2 separate regions of the Homo sapiens genome follow, and region 1 is linked to region 2. The links are chromatin loops, found by intact Hi-C in ENCODE. Cell type or tissue: heart left ventricle. All regions are shown on one strand.

What was found. A loop is a pair of places that touch in the nucleus more often than their neighbours do. Peaks named below come from ENCODE experiments on the same cell type or tissue, not always from the same donor. Only the 100,000 strongest peaks of a DNase experiment are listed, where the experiment ranks them.
Region 1: it touches region 2 in a loop (2.5-fold over the local background); 4 of 110 quality-filtered maps call a loop at or near these places.

The regions. Positions count from the first base shown.
Region 1 is chr2:219,637,112-219,639,611 of GRCh38, forward strand. SLC4A3 (solute carrier family 4 member 3) reads left to right here. Exons shown (of 23, transcript NM_005070.4): 17 at 470-700; 18 at 1,053-1,142; 19 at 1,592-1,758; 20 at 2,371-2,500. Among named protein-coding and RNA genes, the nearest start is that of SLC4A3, 11 kb to the left of the region's middle. In heart left ventricle, a CTCF peak has its summit at 1,194 (motif pointing right); a DNase peak (open chromatin) is centred at 2,476; H3K27ac peaks cover 2,225 bases.
Region 2 is chr2:219,429,563-219,432,062 of GRCh38, forward strand. No RefSeq gene overlaps it. Among named protein-coding and RNA genes, the nearest start is that of SPEG, 4.0 kb to the right of the region's middle. RefSeq lists an enhancer at 1-2,500. In heart left ventricle, a CTCF peak has its summit at 1,398 (motif pointing right); a DNase peak (open chromatin) is centred at 1,294; H3K27ac peaks cover 1,031 bases.

The DNA.
Region 1 (2,500 bases), 210 kb after region 2:
ACTCACTTGCACAGGTATGTGATGGGGAGGGAGCTGTCAGTGCTAAGGGGCTGGGTGTCCTTGGGTCACCTTTTGTAGAGGAGTGTGTGTGTGTGTGTGGGTGTGGGTGTGGTGTGAGTATGGTGTGTTGTGTGTGATGTATGTGTTGTGTGTGTGTGCGTGTGTGTGCCTGTGTGTGCATGTTGTGTGTGTTGTGTGTATGTATGTTGTGTGTGTGGTGTGTATGTGGTATGTTGTGTTTTTTTTGTGTTGTATGTGTTATGTGTGTGTTGTTACGTGTTGTGTGTGTTGTATGTGTGTGTTCTGTGTGTTCTGTGTGTTGTGTGTGTGGTGCAGCTGGATGTCCGTGCATTACTGTTGTCTGACCAGGTATTGAGGGGCCACCCTCTCTCTCACAGGTGTACTGATGACGATGAAGTCAGGTCACCTGCCAGGTGAGTGACAAGGCATCCTTGTTATCCACACACAGGTGTTCACAGAGCACCCACTGCTGCCGTTCTACCCCCCTGAGGGGGCCCTGGAGGGGTCCCTGGATGCTGGTCTGGAGCCAAATGGCAGTGCCCTGCCCCCCACCGAGGGCCCCCCCAGCCCGAGGAACCAGCCCAATACGGCACTGCTCTCACTCATCCTCATGCTCGGGACCTTCTTCATAGCCTTCTTCCTGCGCAAGTTCAGGAACAGCCGCTTCCTGGGGGGCAAGGTGCGTGGCTGCTGGGTGTGGAGCCCCCAAGAGTCCCACAATTCCTGCTGTAGGAGCTCCCCAGAGAGGCTGCACCCCTTCCCCGGTCAGCCCATGGACCAAAACCCAGCTCGGGCAGCCCCTCACCCCTTCGGAAGCCTCTTCCCTGGGTGTCTTCTTGCCCTTTGCTCAGAGAAGTCTAATCAAGACAACAGCCTCCCAGGCTGCGCTGGCACCTGTGGGGTTGAGAGGCACGTGGGGGGCCTTCTGGCTCCAGCTTGGACCCAGGCAGGGCCAGAGATGGCAAGCCCCGTGTTAGTCTGCTGACCTTGCCTCCACCTTTTGCTCCCTTCCCCAACTGGCCCCTCTCAAGGCTCGTCGCATCATCGGGGACTTTGGCATCCCCATCTCCATCCTGGTGATGGTCCTGGTGGATTACTCCATCACAGACACCTACACGCAGGTGAGGGAGCCCCAGCCTGTGGCAGCTGCTGTCACCCCCAGGCCAGGAGAGGGAGCCCACAACACACTTCCATGGGCCCTGGGATTGGGATCAGGCCTGAACTCAACTTTCCCAGTGGAGTGGCCGCCCTGGGGGCTGAGGGCCTTCCCCAGGGAGCCTGAGTGATGAATCCGGGAGAAGCAGGTGTGGGGCTGGGAGCAGAATGACAGTATCCCACACAGGTCCCCTGAAGCTCTGGGGCTCAGGGAGGAGGCGCTTCATTTCCCTGCCCTCTATTGGATCCTTGAAAGGACAGTGACTTCTGGAGGATGCAAAACTAATTTTCCCCTGACCTGTTCACACCCCAGCTCCCTGAAGTCCTGGACTGGGGACGCAGCTTAGTGGGCTGCTTGGTGGGCTTTCTAGCATGGGGAGGCTGTGTCCCTGAACCCTGTTTTCCTGCCATGCAGAAGCTGACAGTGCCTACAGGGCTCTCAGTGACCTCTCCCGATAAGCGCTCGTGGTTCATCCCACCCCTGGGCAGTGCCCGTCCTTTCCCGCCGTGGATGATGGTGGCAGCCGCTGTTCCCGCCCTCCTCGTCCTCATCCTGATCTTCATGGAGACACAGATCACGGCGTGAGAGAGATGGGAGGAGGAGGTGGGAGGGACGAGGCCAAGCTCCTTGGCTCCTTGGCTTGGTTTCAGGGTTATAGCAGGGACATCATTATCAGTATCAGGGTGCTGGGTGGTGGGAGCTGGTGGCAATCCTTGAGGAAGAGAGTGTGTGTGGAGGAGCTGGCAGGGGTGAGGAGGAGGTGGGGGAGGAGCAGAGAGCAGTGGCATCCGGGGCAGGGGCATGGTTTCCCCGTGATGGTTTGACATGACATCTATCTGTTGCCACCACTCTTTGCAGGGTGGCACTTGACAGTGCTCAGAACACTCTAGCAGTCTAAGCTTGCACCCAGGGATGCTCACATGTATCTAATTTTGGTTAAACCACAATAACGTGGTAAGATCTGGCATCTGGCTTTTGTGGTGTTTTAAATATTCACAGTATGAGAATTTGTCTCACATTTGCTTCAATGTGAGAACTTCAATTTGGGAACTTGAAAGAAGAAGCTGGCAGTCCTAGGGAGAACTGTTGTCTGCACGTCCTCCCCCCACCATCTCGTCTCTGTGTGCGTGCCTGTCTTTGTCCCCTGCCCCTGCCAGGCCAGCCACACCCCGCTCCCCACCTTCTCCCTGCAGGCTTATCGTCAGCCAGAAGGCGCGGAGGCTGCTCAAGGGCTCCGGTTTCCACCTGGACCTGCTCCTCATTGGCTCCCTGGGGGGGCTCTGTGGGCTGTTTGGGTTGCCCTGGCTCACGGCTGCCACGGTC
Region 2 (2,500 bases):
TCCCAGCACTTTGGGAGGCCAAGGTGGGAGGATCACTTGAGCCCAGGAGTTTGAGACCAGCCTGGGAAACTGCAAGACCCGATCTCTACAAAACAAAACAAAAACCCAACAACAGGGGCGGGGCACGGTGGCTCACACCTGTAATCCCAGCACTTTGGGAGGCTGAGGCGTGTGGATCACAAGGTCAGGAGTTCAAGACCAGCCTGGCTAACACAGTGAAACCCCTCTCTACTGAAAATACAAAAAAAAAAAAAAAAAAAAATTAGCCGGGCGTGGTGGTGGGTGCCTGTAGTCCCAGCTACTCAGGAGGCTGAGGCAGGAGAATGGCATGAACCCGGGAGGCGGAGCTTGCAGTGAGCCGAGATCGCGCCACTGCACTCCAGCCTGGGCAACAGAGGGAGACTCTGTCTCAAAAAAAAAAAAAAAAAAAACACCTCCACGGCAAAGCCTCTTCCTGCTCCTTGGGCTCTGGGGTCTTAACCTTCAAGACTCTGAACATCAAGAAGTAACAGGGCTCATAGAATGCTGATCGGCTTCCCACCGGACCCAAAGGATCAGGCCCAGACCAGCTCTGACCCCAGCAGACAGGGTGTAATGGAAGGGATCATGGAGGCAGGCACCATATGCCAGGACTGATGGATCAGCAGACATTTTCCTGCCTGTCTGTCCACTCCAGGTATATTTTCACCCCCGTCCCTTGAGGCCCCTGTCCTATTCTACTCATTCACCCCCTCCCTCCTTCCTCTCACCACAAGCTCACCCAAGGCACATCTGCAAATGCTTCAATAACCTTCGATTTAACACCTAAAACGTCAGCTACCTAAGGGTAGAATTTTAATCCATTTTATTCACTATTGTATCCCAAGTGCCCAGAAGAATGCCTGGAAGAATAGTAGGTACTCATTAAATATTTAAATACTTAATGAATGAATACCTACTGCGCACTTTTACTTACTTTTCTCTAAATTAAATATTCACCAGGAAGGGCTGATGGCCCCCACTTTATTCACTGATTCAATGAACACTTACTGAGATTTTTCCCATGTGCCAGGCATGTGGTACATCATTATGGCTTAAGAAGTGCCCAGTGGCACCTCCAGAGAGGTAGGGTGACCTGCAAAGGTCACACAGCAGTCTGTAGCAAAGGAGGACTGGGCTCCAGGCTCCCTGGCCTCTGGAGCTCAGATCTCTTTCCATGACACCAGAGGCTTGTGATCGCAAGACAGGGCAGACTGGCAGCACACACACCCAGCTAGGCGCCAGGCTGCAGGGCACTGTGGGGCCCATGCTGAGGGACAGACGAGTGACTTGCAGCCAGCTGTCCCAAGTGCCTGGCCTGGCCTGGCCAGAGCCTGACGGCTTCCAGCTGTCACAGCTAGTGTGGGCTCCTCCCAGAAGAGGGCACCAGTGACTTGCATGGACTTGTGCCCTCCCTACCCAGGCCCACAGACTCCTGCACGCAAATCAACGAATGCCCCAATTATGGATCTAGGAAGGCAGAAGGCAAGTCATGTTCCAGGCTCTGTGCCAGGCCCTTTTAAATAGTTAATCTTCATTTGAATATTTAATATAATAATTTAATGTCATTACTACAACGTAAGTCAGATCATGTAATTCTTCTGCTCAAAGCCCTAAGATGACTTCTCATTTCACCAGGAACAAAAGCGCCATGGCCTGCAAAATTCTAGGCCATCTGGCTTCTGCTGCCTGTCTGACCCATTTCCTTCCACTCTCCCCTTGCTCCCTCCATCCTCTCTGGCCTTCGTCTTGGAGCCCACCAGGCATATTCCCACCTCTGCCAGAAGCAGCCCTCCCCAGACATTTGCATCATTTGCTTTCTTACTCAAGATTGGCTCAAATGTTCCCAGTGGGGCCAACTCCAGCCACACCCTATTTGAAAGTGCAATCTCCCACCACACTCACATTTGCCTTAAGCTTTGTCCACAGTGCTTACCTCCTTGTAACAATCTTTACAGGTTCTTTCTTTTCCTTCCTTCCTTCCTTCCTTCCTTCCTTCCTTCCTTCCTTCCTTCCTTCCTTCCTTCCTTTCTCTTTCTTATCTTTCTTTCTTATTGAGATGGAGTCTCACTCTGTTGCCCAGGTTGGAGTGCAGTGGTGCCATCTCGGCTCACTGCAACCTCTGCCACCCGGGTTCAAGCAATTCTCCTGCTTTAGCCTCCCAAGTAGCTGAGATTACAGGTGTGTGCCACCAGGCCTGGCTAATTTTTGTATTTTTAGTAGAGATGAGGTTTCACCATGTTGGCCAGGCTGGTCTTGAACTTCTGACCTCAGGTGATCCTCCTGCCTCAGCCTCCCAAAGTGCTGGGATTACAGGCGTGAGCCACCGTGCGCAGCCTATTTCTTTGTATTTGTTGTTCATCTCTCTTCTCAAGTAAAAGCAGCATGGGAGCAGAAATCTTTGTCTGTTCACTGCTATATCCCTAGTCCCTAGCACAGTGCCAGTACATAGTAGAAACTCAAAAATATTTGTGGATGAATA